2 separate regions of the Mus musculus genome follow, and region 2 is linked to region 1. The links are chromatin loops, found by intact Hi-C in ENCODE. Cell type or tissue: left cerebral cortex. All regions are shown on one strand.

Region 1 (5,000 bases):
GGGGGAGAGACTGAGAAGGACACTGCGCTCTGGCTGTTCTGCTCAAGGTTTTAGCGGCTGACCAGTAAGTGAGTCTCACTCCAGCCTGTGGCCATCGGAACTCATGCCAGGGGGGCAGTACGGTGCTGAAGAGGGTGAAGAGCACCTAGGGCCCACTTCTGCCAGCCGGTGGGGATATGAGCACCTGCTCTCTCTCCTGCTCCAGCTCCTCGGCCTCCATGCTCTGCTCGATCTCTGACAGCAGGGACGTGCTGGTCGCAGCCGAGCTCTGCAAACTCCTCTCCTCCGTGAGTTCCTCCACCTTGCCCTGCAGCTGCCGGTAGGACAGCCGCACCTCCTGGAGCTCCAGCTGGCTTTGGTGCAGCTGTGGGGAAGAAAGCACAGGCTGGGCTGCTGAGCCACACCACGGCAAGCACTGGCCACAACTGGACCCTGCAGCTAGACTGGCCAACAACTCGCAGAAAAACAGAGGCAGGAGGGACACGGAGCAGGCTGTATGGGGGATCCAGTCAGCAAGACCCAGCTCTGAGAAACTCAACAGCACAAACAACTCCAGTACTTGAGAATTCTCTGGGAAAAAGTTAATGGAAGAACCTAGGATTCAAAAGACTCAAGGGACTATGTGATGGCACACAGCTTAGTTAAAGAAAGACGCTGTCTCAACAGCAGCGACAACAAAACCAAACAAAAATCTCAAGATATGAACCAAGTATAAGAGGTTTTGTATCTTGGGCTGGAGAGATGGCTCAGTGGTTAAGAGCACTGACTGCTCTTCGGAAGGTCCTGAGTTCAAATCCCAGCAACCACATGGTGGCTCACAACCATCCGTCATGAGATCTGATGCCCTCTTCTGGTGTGTCTGAAGACAGCTACAGTGTACTTAGATATAATAATAAACAAATCTTTTTAAAAATAAAAAGAATTTGGGCTGGAGAGATGGCTCAGCGGTTAAGAGCACTGACTGCTCTTCCAGAGGTCCCGAGTTCAATTCCCAGCAACCACATGGTGGCTCACAACCATCTGTAATTGGATCCAATGCTTTCTTCTGGTGTGTCTGAAACAGTGACAGTGTACTCATATACAATAAATAAATCTTAAAAAAAAAAAAAGAATCGAGTTTAAAAAAAAAAAAGAATTAAAAAAAAAAAAGAGGTTTTGTATCTTGATTTAAAAAAATTTATGCCCGGCATAGTGGCACAGGCCTTTAATCCCAGCACTTGGGAGGCAGGTGGATCTCTGTGAGTTCAAGGCCAGCCTGGTCTACATAGCGAGTTCCAAGACAGCCTCTGAAGTGGCAGCAGCCTTGGTTGACTTTCCCTGGGAACCACTGTGTTTTGCAGCAGGCTTCTGCTGGCTCTGGGGACTGCTGATAGGCGAGGCTAGCCAGAGATGAGTGTCCCACAGGGGTGGGGCACAGGTGCTCTCGATGCAGAGCCGGGCAGCGGCAGTCATGGCCAGGCATTATCAAAGCAGAAAACTAAACCCAGCAGCAATGGGGGACCACAGTGACTCCATCACTGGAAACAGCAAACTCTGATGACAATGGGAGCAATTACAATTCTCACTCCCAATGAGAGCTGAGGGTTTATACTTAGCCAAGTCCCTAGCAGTTTCCTTTTTAAAAAAAAAAGAAAAGAAAAAAAAAGAAATTTTATTATTATGGTTCAAGTCCGTGTGCTATGTATGATGTGTGTGTAGGAATACAGATATGATCTTGCCATGACAAACATACAGGACCTGTGCTTTTAACTGAGTCATCTTGCCAGCCCTCCTTAGCAGTTTATTGAATGAAGTTCAAACATGAACTCTTCAATGATCCAGCAACTCCATTCTGAAGTGCATGTTCCCAACGAGATGAGACAGTAAGAGATGCTGTCTCAAGCAATAAAGTGGAGGGGTCTGGATGACTCAGTGATTAAGAACACTGGCTGCTCTTCCAGCTGACCCAGGATTGATTCCCAGCACCCACATGGAGGCTCACAACTGTTTGTAACTCTTAATCCAATGGATCTGATGCCCTCTTTTGGCCCCTGAGGGCACTGCCACAGCACCCCATGGAGAGGATCACAACAATCAATCACTTAGGGGCAGTGCCCCAAGCTCCTCCACAGAGTATCTGCTGTCATACCCTAAAATGTTTATAAGACCCTACCCATGCAGAAGGAGTAAAGGTGTGAGGATCACTCCACCAGGGATCATCTGAGAGCTGCTGTCATATAAAAGCTGTAACACTTCCTGGAGAAGAAAATTCTCTCCTGAAACATTCTCCCCGGGCCCACCACGGTCACTTCCTGCCCAGTGACCCTGACCTTGGTTCCTAGGCTCTGCACCTCACTTGTGGCTCTCCCTGCTCACACCAGCCTGGCTACTTCATAGTCTCACTGTAACTGTAGTCTCATTGCAATTATAAAGTAGCGGCAGCTGCGAAAGAGAGCAGTGGCTGCCTCCTTCCAACTCTCCTCTCCCAGTGCAAGTCCTTGGCCACTGCAGCTGGGCCAGAGTCCCACAGATCTCCTTAGTGTCTGGTATACAAACCAGCAAACACATAGAGTTTTCTCCCTAGAGGTTAGTGTGGATGAAGAATTTCCTGGGATTTAAATTTATTCTTTTAGAAAATGGTCTTTCTGGAGCCATTTCTGTTTCATTAAAAAGAGCAAACAGCTGGCTGTAGTGGTGTACAACACGGACATTTCCCAGACTTGGGTGGCCATTAGTTCAACAGCCAGGGGTTGGCTGGAAACACAGCTCGGTGCTGGAGGGGCACCTTGACAGTCCAAGGCCTCGGGATCAAGCCCAGCACTGAGAAGTGGACTGTGCTGCTCTCTTCAGACTTTCCACTAAGCCGCCGTGCCTCCTGCAGATGCAGGGGCTCTGGGTGGGTGGTGGCAACTCCTCATGAAAGGAGCCAGTGCTTCAGAGCCGTGGAGCCAATTCCCTAGCTGCCTGGAGCCTCATCTTCAGCCCACCACTGCCAGAGTCTGGCTGGCTAGTGGCCTGAATGAGCCCTAACTAGAAAGGGCTGGAGCCCAACTGCTGCCAGGAAGACAAGAAGACCTGGCAAGCCGCTTGCCTATCCCTGGGTCAGCAACACCTGCTACTACAGTGGGACCTCCTCCAGCCCCAGTTTTGGGAAAACTTGGAAGAAAAGAAAAAGAAAACAAAGCAAGCCAGGGTTACGGGGAATAAAGAGACATTCCTAGGAAGCATTTGGCACAGATACAAGCAGTACATTAAGTACCAAATGCTTTACAATTATTCTCCAGGAAACATACATCTCAGCAGGAGACTGTCTCACAGTCAAGTACGAGTTCTCACACACTGGACGCAATTAGTTCAATTACTCATGCACACTCAAAGATATGTAATTAACTGTAACAGCAAGAGAACAAAAGGCCAGGAGGTGCCTCATTCTCTGGTCAGTGACTGATTCACCACCTGGACAAATGTGCAGAAAAATCAAATCAAATCAAGGAAGAGTCTGGCAACTGTAGAAATGCTGTAATGTAAAAATAGTATCTCGATGGGCATGGCTGCATACACCACTAACCCCTCACTCACTCAGGAGGCAGAGGCAGGCGGGTCTCTGAAGTTCCAGGCCACCCTGGTCTACAGATCTAATTCTAGGACAGCCAGGGCTAGACAAAGGAACTCTGCTTCAAACAGAGAAGGAGAAGAAAACAGTATCTTTGTATAAGAAAGCCGGCAGTGTATTTCTATGTACGAAAAGGGATGACATGAAACGCCTTTTTATTAGTACACTGTGGAAAGTCTAAGTTCAGAGCGCTGAAGGGTAGCGTGAGGAGGGCATTCTCTTGACATGGGAGTGCTGAGATGGTGTGAGGGAAGTACACATGATCAGAGTCAGGGCAAAGTCTAGTCCCCAGGACATGTGCTCTATGAGTCCCCCACGGTGAGTGGGGCTGCTCTCTGCTGATGAAGCCACCCATTTGCCAGGGTCAGCTCCTACACACTTCTGTAAGGGGCTGAGTGCCCCTTAGACTGACAACTGATTTCTTTACTGAGGATCAAAAAGCCAAGTATCTTCCTGGGTTTAGCAGAGACAGAACCGGATGCGTGAACCTGTGATTCCTGCGAGAGGCAGAGACAGGAGGCCTGCTGTGAGTCCAAGGCCAGCTCTGGCCGCCCATCAAGTTCTAAACTACGCAGCACTAACCTTAGACCCCATCTCAAACCAAACGCTTGTTATGAAGCGAGCAGTGAGCTTTAATGCCTATTATAAGGCCTCAGAACAAAAACAACGACCACGGCTGAACTCCACCAGTGCCTTAAAAATCTGTTTAGGGGTGGGAGGACTGGCTCAGGGAGCACGGGCCCCCAAGCCTGATGACCTGCGTTTCATCCTGAGATCCACGTTTTGGGAGGTGGGAAGGGTCTCAGTACCTCTCCTCTGACCTGACATGTGCACCTACACACAACCTTCCCCGCCGCACCCCCCCCCCCCAATAGAAAAAAAAGCTTCTGGTAGACAGCAGGACCAGTCACCAGTGAAGCAGATCAAAGGGGCCCTCCTGCTGATGGAGGCCTTTGCCTCCCACCCGCCCTTATCTGAGGATTTAAAATCAAGGGATTAAACACATTCCAAGGCCACTGACTCAACACTTTACAAAGCTGGGGTACGACCGTGCAAGTCCACCTGGGTCAGCTGGATTTTTTTCCTGTCATTTAAGGCCATCTTGGTGACGGCTTTCTGGAGGACACTAGTAACTAGTGACAAGGAGCTTTTACATAAACAGACAGAAGTAGGAAAAGTGAGAATAAATATGATTCTCCAAAAAGGGTGGAACGCCTGCCTTGCTGGCGGCCCTGCGTGAGTGTGTGGCCTCAGGTTCCTGATGCTACAGGACACAGCCCACCTACACCGGGCAGTACCTGAGGGTACCAAAGATTCTCGTTCTTCCACCTCATTTCCCGGTTCCCAGTTAGGTAGGAGAAATAATTCTGATTTGCAAATTCATGCTAGGCTCAAAGTTTCTTTTTGG
Region 2 (5,000 bases), 51 kb after region 1:
TCCTCCACCCACCCACTCCCTCCTCACCGCCCTAGCATTCCTGTACACTAGGGCATCAAGCCTTCACAGGACCTAGGGCCTCCCCTCCCACTGATAATCACCTGCTTTCCTAATGACTGTACTTAGTCACCAAACACAGTTTTGTTTTTCACTGGGGCAGGTATTTTATGACTGAAGCCGATGGCCGGGTGGCACAGATGCCAAAAAACAGCACACAGTTTGCTCTCGGTGCCACTTAATTCTCCTCTGCCTGCGAACTTCTTGCCATTTAAACCCAGGTGCCCGGTGCGAAAGGTCGCAGGCTCACAGTGGCCAGGCAGGCACTTAACTGGCTTCACCTTTCTGATCTACTGAATAGTTTACAAGAGACAAGGAAACCCACATCTCATGAAATGCTAGTTTCCCAGGTAAATCTAGCAACACTGTGCTCTCTATCCACACAAAATCATTTGACCCTTGAGCCAAACTCCAAATTTTAGACCTAATATGCTAGAACCTAGGCTCTCTTTTTCGTAAAAAACAAAGTTAGAGCTATATACAGCTACATTCAATAACTTGGAATATTCAGACCCGGCCACACTCTCCCAGTGTAAGTAGTTAAGAACAGGCTTCCACAGTGAAGACAACACTTACCAATAGAAACACCCATATGCTTAAAGAATATGCAATTACCACCTCATGTTTAACTTACTAATTAGCCACGGCAACCCTCGAGAAATGCTGGAACTGACTTCAGAGATGAATACTGCTGTAGGCAAATCTGTTCTCGATTAGCTGTCGTGATCAACACTTTCCGATCATTCTAGAACATCTTTGATATGATGCACAGGAACTGTTAAAATTGAACCTGAGACTCAGAGTCTCTGGAGCTAAGGCAATACAAAACAGCATCCACCAACCAGTATCACCTCAAATGTCCAAGAAATCAGTCCAGGTAGGAATATACATGAAGAGGCGAATTCTTTCTTCCTGACTCTCCATCCCTGAACAGATACAAAAGCCAATTTCAAAGCAGCCGTTAACTGGTATGTGAGACTTCAAATAAGCGTCAAAAACCAGGGCTCCTTGGATTCCTAATGGAAAACCCTGTGCGGTCCTTCCAACCCAGGTGGGGTCGGAGCAGAGGCATTCAAAAGGGATGCCCTGTGCTGTGTGGGCTGCGTAAGGATGGAACCCAGGGCTCCAGGTACGCTGGGCAAACGCTTTATCCTTGCTACACCCCAAACCTACTAAGTTTGTTCTTACATGGGAGGGTGACTGAAAACTGTCATTTTCCTACGCCACAAAACAAAAACAGACAAAAATAAGCAAACAAACAACACCTGCTAATGCAACAGGTGTCTGTTGTTGTGTCTGTTGTTTTATTGTCTTAAGACAGGGTCTCACTGTGTAGCCCAGGCTTAGCTGGAACTCCCTATCTAGACCAGGCTGGCCTTCAACAGGCAGAGAACCACCTGCCTCTGAGTGCTGGTATTAAAGGCAAGTAATACACCAGCTCAAAAAGAACTGGAGCCATTTGGGCCATCGACGATACCTCTGACGAGCAGCTGTTACTCACTGTAAAATGTCCCAAGGGCAAGGCCAGCTATGCATCACCCACACAGAACGACTCCTACAGCAGCCACTGTGTTAAAGACGGAAATCCTGAAAAGGGGACCTGGTAAAGAGCTGTTTCAGGGAATGTACCAGAAGCTGCTAACCTCAAATCAACTGTTCATTTTTCAGAGAAAAATGAAGTCTTTTCAGGAAAGAAAGATTTCTTTTGGCTCGTGTGCCAAGTATGTTTGTTCCGTAGGAGTTCGACAGCAGCAAAAGCTGACCAGGGGTGGCCTCTTCCAGGAGGCAGGAAACAGACAAAGCACCTGCTTGCATCAACTTCCTCCTAGACACCTCACATCTCACAGACAGCAACCCGCAGGAGTAGCTGCTCTTTGTAGGTGTGGGGGTGGGGAGGGGTTAGGGCAAGGGAGTGCTTTGTACTGCACTACCACCAAAAGCACGGGGAAGGAAGGGTTATACAACTGGCTCACAGCTGTAGTCCAGCATGAAGGGAACTCAGGAACTGACGAGAGGACCATGGAGGAACACTATTTCCTTACTGGCTTGCTCAGCTTATTTTATACAACTCAGGAGCACCTGCCTAGGAATAGCACCGCCCACAGTGGGCTGGCCTCTCCCATGCCAATCTTGATTAATGAAGACTGCCTACAGACCAGTTTTAAATCTACCCTGGATTTAATCCCCGAAAATATATAAAAGTAAAAATCTGTAAAACTTGAGAAACTTGAAGCCACCCTCCCTAGCTAGTGACAGCACAGTGCACTTAAAGAACACCCTTCAGAGGCTGAGACCTCGCACACAGAAACTTCAGACCACCCGGCTTCACCTGAACGGCCGAGAGTGGGTCTTCATTTCCATTTCTCCATGACCATCTTTAGACAATCCCTCTGAATATATGTCACCATGCTCCCTCTAGTCCCAAAGGAAACCTTTGAACCACTCTACTGCCTCAGTGAGTCCATGATGACAGCCTCTTTTGGCTTCATGCAGCCGTTGGAACAGCCCTTTCATACACTGTCACAAATCAGCTTTGCACTTTAGATCTTTAGGTATACTTAGATCTGCTCATAGCCAGAGAAACCAGGTGCATGACGGGTCCTGGGTGTGAGAAATTGGGGAGGTGCCTGTATGGTTACAGTGAGAAGAAACAATTTACAGGGTGTGCCCCGTGAAAATGAGCAAAGAGATTACAGCCCTAATGCAGAACAAATGAGAAGGGGAAAGGTGAATTCTCAGGACTTTTACTTTAGTAAGAAGCCATCAGGGCTTCACAGGAAGGAACCGCACAACCTCGATGAGGCAGCCGTCCCCAGGTCACTTCTGCTGCTGCCCCCTCCAAACCACAGACCACCGTGGTCTGTAAGAATGATGAGCACAGCATGGAACTGGGGTGCTCTTTGGTCCATAGTACATGCTCCAGAGAGGGTGGAAGACAGCAGGGATCCACCAAACCAAAGGCCAAGTCTCCCACAGGACTAGAACATTTCTGGTGAAAAGCTAGAATGTTCACTTCCCATATGAGAAGGCTAGCAGCTACTCACCCAGAGAGCCACTGGCCCACAGAGCAGGGAGGCACACCACTGTTCAACTGGAGACCTGCGGGCTGCAAATCCACACCACAGTTCACCACTCTTCTCAGTTCACAGCAGCTTTAGGCATTTCACAATCTCCCCAGTACCTATGAAGACCGCACTAGCTTTTTAAGCAACCACGTCACCACTCTCTTCTAAGGCTCACCAGCCCAAGTACTGACACCCATGGTTGCTCTGACCACTGGGTTTCAAATATATTTTGTGTGAATATGAAATGCCTCACATTATAGCATAGGGGTTAGTCTTCAAAAAAGTATAGTTCTAAACAGGCTATTTAGAACCTATTTAAAATTATTTAATGGCAACCAACAACCTTTTATTGACTGCCCATCCTCATGGATGCTTGTTTACACAGAGCAGAGTAAACAGAGATGGTCCTGGCTTCCCATGAACTCTGGCTCTTCCAGGGATGCTGCCTCTCTCTCCAGATGTCGTCTCAGACATAACCTCTGACTGAACTGGATTCCGAGTTAAACAAAACCCCACCACCAAAAATGAACCCCGTCACTTAGGAGAACAGAATGTGGGCAAGTCCTTAGAGGAGAAAAAGAGGTCGGTGGACTTAGAACTTTCCCAAGGGATAAAGTATTCTAGGTATCTCCCCACTGGTCCTTGGCTGTGTGGTGTTAGAGGTTTGAGTCTTTATAGTGTATAAGTGTGTTAGAAAGAGAGCAGAACCCTTCAAGAAGCGGGCATTACCAAGAATATCTCCCTCAGACAGCACCAGATAGGATCCACTATCCCAAAATGTTACCATGGGTTGGACTGTGTCCTCTTTTAAAGTCCCAATGCCATTTTGTCAGAATGTCAACTTATTTGGAGAAAAGGTCTTTACAAATGTAGACAAATTAAATTTTACTTTATGTGTATGGGTATTTTTGCCTCAATGCATGCTTGTGTACATATCTGGGACCAGTGGGGGCCATAAGAGGGCACCAGATGCCCTGGAACTGGAGTTGTCCATGGTTATGGGAAGTCATACAGGTGCTAGGAATCAAGCCTGGGTCCTGTCGAGAGCAGCAAGAGCTCTTAACCCTGAACTATCTCTCCAGCCCTCTTTATAAACGTAAACAAACTAAAATGGGGTCCTAGGTCCAAATAACTGGTAGTCTTATTTTGTTAAGTTTTTAAGTAGACAAAGCAAACATCTATCTGATAACTCCATCCTAAGAGTCACTACCACCACCTAATTCGGTCCTGTAGAGAACTGAAATCCTGGGTGGCCCTTAGTAAGTAAAGTGGGTCTAGATCCAGCCTGTGGTTCTAATGCTGGCGGTAGGCTGGCGGTGCACAGGAGGGAGGAGAGGGACTGATGTAATTGATACATCATCATAAAACCCAGGCAAATGTTTAAAGTGATGACCTAACCAATTTCTTTAAACTCTAGAGCTATACACTTGAGGAGGGAAAAGCTCAGAATTCCCTAAGCAATTTTAAATCTTGTTCTCTGGAAGAAATCAATTGGTTTTTCCAGTCTTTGGTCAACAGGTGCTGAAGCCTGTCGCTCATGTTTCAGATCGCGTGTGAGCAGTGTTGAATATAAATGTGGAAATGCCTTATTTTACCTCTGACTAAAGTTCCCAACACCACTGAGATTCATTTTGAAAATAATATCTTACTGCAAGTGCCTCTGAAGATGGAGAAGCCTAACAGCAGCCTGCTATTACTGCTGTGGCTGTTATTAGAAACCAGGCTCTTTCCACATCCTTCAGATCACTGCTCTGGCTTTCCGCTGGCAAGTGAGCTTTAGGGACATTCCAGGGTGCCCAACAGCGTCTTGATGCAGACTTCTCCAAAGAGCAGAAATCACATCTTTACTGTTGCTATCTGGGAAAGACGCTCTAGCAC

The links. Hi-C counts contacts between places; a loop is a spot of excess contacts. Peaks named below come from ENCODE experiments on the same cell type or tissue, not always from the same donor. Only the 100,000 strongest peaks of a DNase experiment are listed, where the experiment ranks them.
Region 2: a loop joins it to region 1, with 2.5 times the contacts of the local background. A loop is called at or near these places in 5 of 42 quality-filtered maps.

What each region holds. Positions count from the first base shown.
Region 1 is chr5:115,663,523-115,668,522 of GRCm38, forward strand. Bicdl1 (BICD family like cargo adaptor 1) reads right to left here. Exons shown (of 9, transcript NM_001080808.2): 5 at 185-364. Among named protein-coding and RNA genes, the nearest start is that of Mir7030, 20 kb to the left of the region's middle. In left cerebral cortex, no CTCF peak of the experiment used is centred here; a DNase peak (open chromatin) is centred at 2,933.
Region 2 is chr5:115,714,705-115,719,704 of GRCm38, forward strand. All of the region lies in intron 2 of Bicdl1 (BICD family like cargo adaptor 1), which reads right to left. Among named protein-coding and RNA genes, the nearest start is that of Bicdl1, 14 kb to the right of the region's middle. In left cerebral cortex, no CTCF peak of the experiment used is centred here; no DNase peak of the experiment used is centred here.